2 separate regions of the Homo sapiens genome follow, and region 1 is linked to region 2. A link is an interaction called in ENCODE POLR2A ChIA-PET data of the cell type or tissue named here. Cell type or tissue: MCF 10A. All regions are shown on one strand. Links, peaks and the distances in the headings refer to the core of each region. The heading gives the core; the rest is flanking DNA.

Region 1 (5,383 bases), core at 187-5,186, 120 kb before region 2:
ATCCTGATCTAACCAAAAGTCATGACAGCTCGATATTTGGGAGCTGGAGGGGGTGGGGAGTAGGGGTAGTAGGATATGAAGGAGCTAAGTCCCCATTGTTGATATTAGAAATCCAGTGGGTAACATCTGAACGGCAAGACCAGGACAGCAGCGAAAGGCAAAAAGACACCACTGAGTGTTGACAGTGGCTGCCTTTCAGGAGTGGGAATGCCACTGGGGGCAGGGCAGTGGGGGGCAGGGAACAGGTTTTTCTGTTTGTTTTTTGTTTGTTTGTTTGTTTTGTTTTGAGATGGAGTTTCACTCTTGTTGCCCAGGCTGGAGTGCGATGGCATGATCTCGGCTCACAGCTGGAGTGCGATGGCGTGATCTCGGCTCACCGCAACCTCCGCCCCCCGGATTCAAGCAATTCTCCTGCTTCAGCCTCTCAAGTAGCTAGGATTACAGGCATGCACCACCACGCCCAGCTAATTTTGTATTTTTAGTAGAGACGGAGTTTCACCATGTTGGTCACGCTGGTCTCAAACTCCCGACCTCATGTGATCTGCCCACCTCGGCCTCCCAAAGTGCTGGGATTACAGGTGTGAGCCACTTCGCCTGGCCATGGGAACAGTCATGTTGCATAGTAAGCCCTAAAGAGCAGTGTGATCTCTTAAGCCAGCACGTGATTTACTTTGGTAAAAATTAAATTAAAAAAAAAGAAATTAGGCCAGGCGTGGTGGCTCACACCTGTAATCCCAGGACTTTGGAGAGCCGAGGTAGGCGGTTCACCTAAGGTCAGGAGTTCAAGACCAGCCTGGCCAACGTGGTGAAACCCCGTCTCTACTTAAAATACAAAAAAAATAGCTGGGCGTGGTAGTGCACATCCATAAATCCCAGCCACTCGGGAGGCTGAGGCAGGAGAATTGCTTGAACCTGGGAGGTGGAGATTTCAGTGAGCCGAGATTGCGCCATTGCACTCCAGCCTGGATGACGGAGTGAGACTCTGGCCCAAAAAAGAAAAAAATAATCCTATTGGTCTCATAGTGTTTCTCTGTATTTTTAATATACTGTGTATGTGCTTATGAGAAACCGAAAGAGAAGTGATTTGTGAACGATTTGAGGACTTTTGGTCCACGTTTTTTTCTCCCACTTATACTTGTGGCATAATCCAGAGGAAGAAGGGCAGCTGCGGAGTCCCAGCAGTGTTGCGGGTATCAGGGCAGCCAGTGAGAGGATGGAGGAGAAACCCAGGAGAGGGCAGAGGAGGAGGGACAGCTGTGCCCACCTGGTCCTTTCATTGTTGTCTGCCTCTGCCCTTGCAGTTAGAAAAAGAGTGTTCTGTGTATAGAAGCCTTTGCAAGTAGCATAGTTAGGAGTCTTTCGGTCCAGGAATTGAAGGTGCTAAAGCAGGAGGAAAACATACATAGAAGAAAGGAAATGTCCACATAAGTAAGTGTATTAGTCTGCTAGGGCTGCCGTAACAAAAGACCATAGACTGGGTGGCTTCAACAACAGAAGTTTATTTTATTTTCTCACAGTTCTGGAGGCGGGAAGTCCAAGATCAGGGTGCTGGCAGGGCTGGTTTCTGCTGAGGCCTCTCTTCTTGGCTTGCAGACAGCTGTCTTCCCTGTATGTCGTCTTCTCTGTACACAAACATCCCTGTGACCTCTTCCTCTTCTTTTAAGGACACTCAGTCCTATTGGATTAGGGCCCCATGCTTATGACCTTTTTGGGTTGTTTTTTGTGTTTGTTTTGAGATGGGGTCTTGCTCTGTCACCCAGGATGGAGTGCAGTGGCACGATCATGGCTCCCTACAGCCTCGACTTCCTGTCTCCAAATGTAGTCGTATTGGGGGATTAGGATGTCAATATAGGGGTTTTGAGGGGATGCAGTTCAGTCCATTATATACAGTAAGCCACTTCTAGACCCAGTCTGAAGTCCTGAGCATTCAGCTGGTATCTGGAGTGGATCACCTAAGAAACATTACAGAACAATATAGGCCTCTGGTATTTAAAATAGTTTAATTACGTCACAGGGTAGTCCTGAATTCTTTCCTACTTCAGCCAGTCTTGGCCAGCCGAGTTTCAGGGTAGTGATGAGCACTGATGAGGTGACTCCCCCTTCTCCAAACTCTTCCTTTGCCACTGTCCCAAGAAAACCATAAAGGGGAAGTTTAAATGATGGATGTAATTTTCCTGACTTGGGCTGGGCGCAGTGGCTCACACCTGTAATTCCAGCACTTTGGGAGGCTGCGGTGCGCAGATCACCTGAGGTCAGGAGTTCCAGACCAGGCTGGCCAACATGGTGAAACGCTGCCTCTACTAAAAATGCAAAAAAAAAAAAAAAAAAAAAAAAATAGCCAGGCATGGTGGCACACGCCAGTAATCCCAGCTACTTGGGAGGCTGAGGCAGGAGAATTACTTGAACCTGGGAGGCAGAGGTTGCAGTGAGCTGAGATCTTGCCACTGCACCCCAGCCTGGGTGACAGAGACTGTCTCAAAAATAATAATGATTTCCCTGTCTTATGTTTTTCTACTACACAGCTTATTATCTCTGGGCAGGAGCTTTCCCAGGGTCGGAGGGGCAAGGGTCTAGTTGTGAGGGAGAGAGGTGAAAGCAAAAGGGAAATGCTAAATGACATGGCACAGCAAGCAAGGTCTAGGCAGCTGCGCCTTTGATAACAAGCTGCTTGAAGAGAAAGACCAGATCGGCTGAGTGAAAGCACTGTCCATCCTCCCCACCCCTTCCTTCCTGCTTCCTCCTCTTCCCATCTCCTCCAGCTTCTCCTTAAAGGGACTACCGAATGATGATTTCCTTGCCAGTAGGACCTTGACATAAAACCCAGCCCACAACATCACAGTTGATTTTCAAGGGATGAGCTTCTCAGAAACCAGAATTTAATTACTTAATTTTGAGTTTCCAAACAATAAAATATATTATTAAATTGATTTGTTTTCCACACGTAGTGGAGATTTTCATGGTGTGCTACCTGTCGGTCAAACGGCTGATGAATGAGTATGTCGCAAAAACTCTAGGTGGGAATATGACACATGAGGAATGGAATTTGTGCTTCAGCTCTTCCCAGCATCTTCTTGGGCTGCACAAGAGTTGGTAGTCTTTCATCTCCTAAGGACTGAAGGGCCATTTAGAATCACACCTGTTTTGAGTTTATAGTCACGCTTCTGAAACTTTCTCTCTTACAGCCTTATCTGACCTCAATCAAGCTACCCCTGTTCATTTAAATACTTTAGGTCTTGGCTATTGGTTTAGCTTAACATTTGATTGCCATAAATAAGAACTACAGAAAGCGTGACTTGTAAAATTGTAGACCCAGAAAAATTAGGGAACAATCTCATAATACTAATGAAACCTTTTTTCCCATAAAATAAATACATAATTAGATATAGAAGATTTTTTTTTTGGTTTAAGCTATCTTTTCCTATTTCTATCTTAAATAATTTACAACTCTCCTTTAATCCAGGCAATTATCAATTCTATAATAAAATAACAACAATGGGTACTGTGTATTAAACTCTAAACTAGGGTCCTTCATCTCATTTGAATTTTGAAATGACTCCATAATATATTGTTATACTCATGCTGTAGTTATAGATAAAGAACGAGGGCTGACCTTTGACAATCACAATCAAAAAAAACAAAACAAAAGAAGTGAAGGCTGAGCGAAGTAACTCACCCAGCAAGATGCAATTCGTATAGGGTAGAGTCCCCTGTCTCCCGATAATGCTTTGCCCCACACCTGAAAGTCTTGATCTGGTTCCCATTACCCCTCAGACTTTGGGTCCCCAGTAGAACCTTTGCACTTGCAGTTCTCCTTCCTAATGGGCTCAGGGAAACTCACATGACTGCCTGGAGGCTGTTTCTGCACCTGTAGATGGGAATGGGCAAGTCTCTCCCGACTCACTTGTCTCATAGTGTTGTTGAAAGGCTCAGGTGTGATCATTACAGTGAAATAAGGAAAGGCAGGGAAGAATCTCCATCGTTCTCCAAATACGAAGAATGAAATGCAATTTTTTTTTTTTTCTTTTTGAGACGAAGTCTCACTCTTGTCACCCAGGCTGGAGTGCAGTGGTGCCATCTCGGCTCACTGCAACCTCTGCCTCCCAGGTTCAAGCGATTCTCCTGCCTCAACCTCCCGAGTAGCTGAGATTACAGGCACCTGCCACCATGCCCAGCTAATTTGTGTATTTTTAGTAGAGATGGAGTTTCACCATGTTGGCCAGGATGGTCTCGATTTCTTGACCTCGTGATCTGCCCACCTCGGCCTCTCAAAGTGCTGGGATTACAGGCGTGAGCCACAGCGCCCGGCCACAAATAAGTTTATACCCTTGTAGTCATGGCCTTTCTTTTATCTTTCTGGTAATGAATAAAAATGAAGCATATAAGTGACAGAGAAACCAGCTACTTGATCAATAGTGGCATTGTTTCACAATTGTCTGTATTGGATTTTGCCAACCCACTAGAGAGTTACCAAAGCACATTTCTGACATAACTATGATTGATTTTTTTTTAATTTTTGACTAAATATGTTACTTTGACTAAATTGGTTACTTCATTGCATAATGGTGACCATTTACACTTTTCAGATAGGTACAAAAAATCTGTGTATTCTAGCTGGCCATGAAAGAGTAGCAAGCCTGTTATTTTTAAGAAAAAAGCTCGAGTAGTTACTGTATTTGTATCATTTTGGAAATCTCTCATTTTTCTAATCAGCAAAATGGGGATAATGTAAATAACAATAACCCTGACCTCACAGGGTTCTTGGGATTAAATGAGATATGGTGCATACAACGTGCTTAGCATGGCGCCTGGAGTATGGTCAGAACTTAACAAACACAAGTTATAAATGAGGTCCCGAAATACAAGAAATTCACTTCCTCAGAAACCTTCCTTGAGCCTGGCTACATCTATAGCTACATTTTCTACATGTTAAATGCCTCCCTCAGAAGTGTCACTGTTGGAGTTGCCAGGGCACCAATTTATTACTTTGAAAATAGATAAATAAAAGAATCAAGACAAAAGAAAAAGGTGCTACCAAAGAAGACATTCTGTCTTACACTGGATCACACGAGATGTGGATATTTGGCCCGGAACTGCTCACATGGGTCAGCAAGCCTGAGAATGACCGTGGAGAGAAATGGCTGGGGCTGCAGGACTCAGCCAAGCCTGGCACGCGTGTCTTCCGGGCACCGGAGCAGGACGTTGTCTGAAAACATGAAGAATGAAATGGAAGTAATGTAATACCTGGGGTCGGGGCTGGGGGAAGCTTTCTAAGTACAGGCAGGGTCTTTCTATGTTGCCCAGGGTGGTCTTGAACTCCTGGCCCCAAGCGATCCTCCCACCTCGGCTTCCCAAAGTGTGGGGATTGCGAGTGTGGGCCACTGTG
Region 2 (5,383 bases), core at 203-5,202:
CAAACATTCAAAAAAAGAATTACTATCAATCCTTCTTAAACTCTTCTGAAAAATAAAAGAGAGACAACCTCCAAGACCATTTTATGAGGTTCACATCACCTTAATATCAAAGACAAAGAATAACACTAAGAAGAAAACCACAGGCCAATATACCTGGTGAACAGAGATGCAAAACTCCTCAAAAAAATACTAGCAAACTGAATTCAACAGCACATTAAAAGGATCATACACTACAATCAAGTGGGATTTATCCCTAGGATGCAAGGATGGTTCAACATATGCAAGTCAATGTGATATACCACATTAACAGATTGAAATATAAAAACTACATGATCTACTATAAAAACTACATGTTCTACTATAAAAACAGATTGAAATATAAAAACTACATGATCTACAAAAACTACTGCATCATTTCAATAGGTGCAGAAATAGCATTCGACAAAATTCAACATCCATTCATGATAAAAGCTCTTAACAAAATAAGTATAGAGGGGACATACTTCAACATAATAAAGATCACATATGTATTTCCATGAACAGTTCACAAAAATAAAAAAAAAATATATGAAAGGCCATAGCTAACATTGTAATCAATACGGAGAAACTGAAAGGTTTTTCTCTAATATCTTATCTTAGCTACAAATGCCCACTAACACCACTTCTATTCAGCATAGTACTAGAAATCCTAACCAGAACAATTAGACAAGAAAAAGAAATAAAAGCCACTGAAATCAGAAAAGAAGAGGTATAATTACCTCTGTCTGCAGACCAGCCTGGGCAACATATCTCCCCCAATCTCTACAGTAAAAAAAATTTTTAGTTAGCTAAGCGTGGTGGTATGTGCCTAAAGTCCTAGCTATTTGGGAGGCTGAAACGGGAGGATCACTTAAGCACAGGAGTTAGACGTTGCAGTGAGCTGTGGTCATGCCACTGCACTCTAGACTGGGCAACAGAGCAAGACCCTCAAGAAATCAAAAAGAAAATGAAGGGTGTGTGTGTATGTGCATATATATATATATGTAATATTCAATGGACTATTATTTAGCCTTAAAAGAAAATGAGGGCTGTGTGTGCGTATGTGCATATATATATATATATATATATATACATATATACATATATATATACACATATATGTACACGTAATATTCAGTGGACTATTATTTAGCCTTAAAAAAAGAAGGAAATTCTGCCACTTGCAACGTGGGTGAACCTGAAGGACATTATGCTAAGTAAAATAAGCCAGACATAGAAAGACAAATAGTGCATGATCTCACTTATGTAGATTTTAAAATAGTTGAACTCACAGAAGCACACAGTAGAGTGGTGGTTGTCAGGGGTTGGAGGATGGGGGAAGTGGGGAAATGTTGGTCAAAGGGTACAAAGTTTCCATTATGCAGGATGAATAAATTCTGTGAATCTAATGTACGGCATGGTGACTATAGTTAACACTGTATTGTATACTTGAAATTTGCTGAGAGTAGATCTTGTCTTCTCACCACACACACACACGCCTACACACACACAGAGGTAACTACGTGAAGTGATGGATATGTTAACTAGCTTGATGTGATGATCATTTCACAATGTACACGCATATCAAACCATCAAGTTACACCTGTTAATTATATACAGTTTCTATTTGTCAATTATACTCCACTAAGCTTTTTTTTTTTTCCTTTAAAGTAGAGACAGGGGTTTCATTGTTTTGCCCAGGGTGGTTTCTAACTCCTAGATTCAAGGAATTCTCCCACTTTGGCCTCCCAAAGCGCTGGGATTACAAGTGTGAGCCACCGTGCCTGGCTTTTTTACAAAGCTTTATTGGGCAGGACGAGGTGGCTCATGCCTGTGATCCCAACTGCTCAGAAGGCTGAGATGGGAGGATTGCTTGAGGCCAGGAGTTTGAGACAAGCCTGAGCAACATCCCAAAACCTTGTCTCCAAAAAAATTTGTAAAAACATTTAGCTGGTTACGGTGCATGCCTGTAGTCCCAACTACTGGGGAAACTAAGGAAGGAGGATCCCTTGCACCCGGAAGTTCCAGCTGCAGTAAACTGTGATACTGCCACCGTACTCCAGCCTGGGTAACAGAGCAAGACCCCATCTCTAAAACAAACAAACAAAAAAGCTTTTAAAAAAAGAATACAGTTTAATGTTGAATCAGTTAGGACTCTTTGTTACTGTTATGGGGGAAAAGAATCTGAACTTGAACTAACTTGGGCCAAAAATGAAATTTATTTTCTCCCAGATCCCAGGAAAGGATTGAGCAATACAGCTATAGAAGGGCAGGAATCCAGCTGGCCCACAGAACAGCTGGGACCAGGGGTTTCAACATCTTCAGGAGCTTCTTCCATCTCCAGATCTTGCCGTTGGCCTCATTCCTATTCACCACAATGAGATTTGTCTACAGGAAGAAAACAGGGCTCCCCAATGCACAGTTTCCAACTTCTGCCCCCAAAGAGGGAATCCCTATGTTCCTTCTTCTCAAACAAGGGTGCTCTTCAGCCTGCGTGCACTGCTGCACCCATATCAATTGTTTTTCAGCCAATGTCTGTCCTAATTGGTGGGTACCCGGATCTCCCTGATTGTTGCAGATATTGATAATCACCCCTGGAATCAGGTTCAAATATCCCAGAGAAGAGGATCATTGGTACTGTTTTTCTCTAATCAGCCCTAGGCAGGGCCAGGCCATGTCAGAGCACAGCTGCTCCCACAGGAATCATCAGGTTAAAGGAACAGAAAGAGCGATTCCCAAATGAGGGTTGGTACTGGGCAGATCAAAAAAAGACATGCTGGCTGGTCACAGTGGCTCACAGCTGCCCTCTCAGCATTTTGGGAGGCTGAGATGGGAGGATCACCTGAAGCCAGGAGCTCGAGACCAGCTGGCAACAAAGTGAGGCCTCCATCCCTACAAAAAAAAAAAAAAAAAAAAAAAATATATATATATATATATATATATATATGTATATATATATATATATATATGTATATATATATATATATATATATATATATATATATATGCACACACACACATATTGTCTGGGCACAGTGGTACATACCTATAGTGCCAGCTACTTGGGAGGCTGAGATGAGAGATTGTTTGAGCCCAGGAGGTCAAGGATGTAGCGGGCCCTGATACTGCCACTGCACTCCAGCTTAGGCCACAGAGTGGGACCCTGAAAAGAGAGAAAGAGAAAAAGAAAGAAAGAAAGGAAGAAAGGAAGGAAGGAAGGAAGGAAGGAAGAGAGAAAGAAAGAAAAGAAAGAAAGAAAGAGAAAAGAAAAGGAAAGAAAGAAGAAAGAAAAGAGAAAGAAAGAAAGAAAGGAAAGAAAAGAAAAAAGAAAAAAGAAAGAAAGGAAGAAAAAGAAAAGAGAGAAAGAAAGGAAGGGAGAGATGGGAGGAAGGGAGGGAGGGAAGGAAGGAAGGAAGGAAGTCTACTATAAGTGTACTTGTAGTTTTTATTTTCCAAAATTTTAAATTTCCAAAATTTAAAAATTACTATAACTTTTAAAAGGAAAAAAATAATTGTAGGTACCAGAAGCCCCATCTTTCTTCGTTTTACTTCTACTCTGTCTTAGAATGCCATCAGCAGCTCTGTCCCATCTACGAATAAACATGGTCACACCGTATTAGAAATTCCCTAAGAAACAGGGGGCTATTGATAGCCAGCTTAGTGTTACCTACCCTGGTTAAGCAAGAAAATAAGTCACTCATTTGATGTTAGAACAGGTTCCTGTTTGATGTATCCAGTTTCCTCTAAAAGTTTCAGCATTTGGGTTAAATTTTATTCAGTGATAGCCACACTTAATCTCCCCAAGGCACTAACCAGAAAAAAATCAGGCCCTGACTTTGCTATCCAGGCCCATCTAGACATCCTAATCTTTTCCCTCAGCATATGTAGAGAATTCAAAAATTAACTTGCATACAAATGCAGAGAATCTATTTCCAGGTTCTGTCTAAAGCCTTTTAGTAAGATCTTCCAAATTCTTACTTTTGAATATCCCCTAGCAGTGAAAGATAACTTGACTGCTGAGATATCATTCACAGAAGAGATGAGAAAAATGATTAATTTCTGAACATGTTCAATTTCATACATTCTTGAGCTCATAATTGAGTGGTTGAGTTCTAGTTCTTCCAGGTACAATCACACCACAGAGACATGATTTTAAAGATGAAGTTTTAGTGAGGGACTAATAAATTTTTCAGGCCAGCTCTCAAGGCTTTCTCAATTTTCTACATACTATTAAAGAGCAATACATGCCCAGTGATTAGAATGCATGCTAGTGCCCCTGGGCATAGAAACATCTGGATAACAAAATGGAATCCACCTTAAGTGTCTAAACAGCAAGCTAACAAAAATGAAAACAGCAAGCAGGTGAACAGAACAATCCCGGGGCAGCAGCCTAATCCAGAGTAATCCATTGCCATGACAGCAAACATCACAGAAACTTCCAGAGGGTGTTCAGGGCACATGTTCCATGAGAAATCCTTGATCCCTTTGTGGTTTGCTTCTTTCCTTAGTGTTTGCAGTGGGACCGTATTCCCAGGTTATGGGCCTTTTCAAAAATGCACCAGAAAAGCTCTCTGCCAGGCCACGTGCATAGCATGGTAGAGAAAACACCCTATTGCAGATTGCTAGTTTAAATGAAGGCTAACCAAATAAAGAATCAAACTAAGATGCAAAAGTTAGAAGTATGCCCAATCCAACCTGCTGGAGAAGTAGGATCATAAATGTTAATAAAGAATTGTAGACTGGGATCGTTTTATAAAAATAAATTTTAAAGGCCGGGTGCGGTGGTTCATGCCTGTAATCTCAGCACTTTGGGAGGCCGAGGTGGGTGGATCCCTTGAAGTCAGGAGTTCGAGACCACCTGGCCAACATGCTGAAACCCCTGCCTCTACTGAAAACACAAAAACTAGCCAGATGTGGTGGTGCATGCCTGTAATTCCAGCTACTCAGAAGCTGAGGCAGGAGAATTGCCTGAACCCGGGAGGTGGAGGTTGCAGTGAGCCGAGATCATGCCACTGCACTCCACCCTGGGTGACAGAGTGAGACTCTGTCTCAAAACACACACACACACACACACACACACACAATTAATTTAAAATTTCATGCATAGGCCCAGACATGATGGCTCATGCCTATAATCCCAGCACTTTTGAGGCCAAGGCAGGAGGATCACTTGAGGCCAGAAGTTTGAGACCAACCTAAACAACACAGCGAGATCCTATATCTCTACAAAAACATTTACAAAAATTAGCTGGTTATGATGGCACGCATCTTTAATCTTAGCCACTCGGGAGGCTGAGGCGGGATGATTGCTTGAGCCCAAGAGTTCGTGGTTGCAGTGAGCTATGATCATGCCACTGCACTCCAG

The links. ChIA-PET counts read pairs that join two places held together with the same protein. Peaks named below come from ENCODE experiments on the same cell type or tissue, not always from the same donor. Only the 100,000 strongest peaks of a DNase experiment are listed, where the experiment ranks them.
Region 1: POLR2A ChIA-PET joins it to region 2 with 5 read pairs; 3 of 35 experiments call an interaction of 5 or more read pairs at or near these places.

The regions. Positions count from the first base shown.
Region 1 is chr6:151,079,189-151,084,571 of GRCh38, forward strand. The region is part of intron 26 of MTHFD1L (methylenetetrahydrofolate dehydrogenase (NADP+ dependent) 1 like); the gene reads left to right. Among named protein-coding and RNA genes, the nearest start is that of MIR12131, 21 kb to the right of the region's middle. In MCF 10A, for the core only: no CTCF peak of the experiment used is centred there; a DNase peak (open chromatin) is centred at 3,023.
Region 2 is chr6:151,194,455-151,199,837 of GRCh38, forward strand. LOC102723831 (a long non-coding RNA gene) reads right to left here. Exons shown (of 3, transcript NR_125868.1): 2 at 3,065-3,181; 3 at 2,219-2,910. Among named protein-coding and RNA genes, the nearest start is that of AKAP12, 43 kb to the right of the region's middle. In MCF 10A, for the core only: no CTCF peak of the experiment used is centred there; a DNase peak (open chromatin) is centred at 2,317.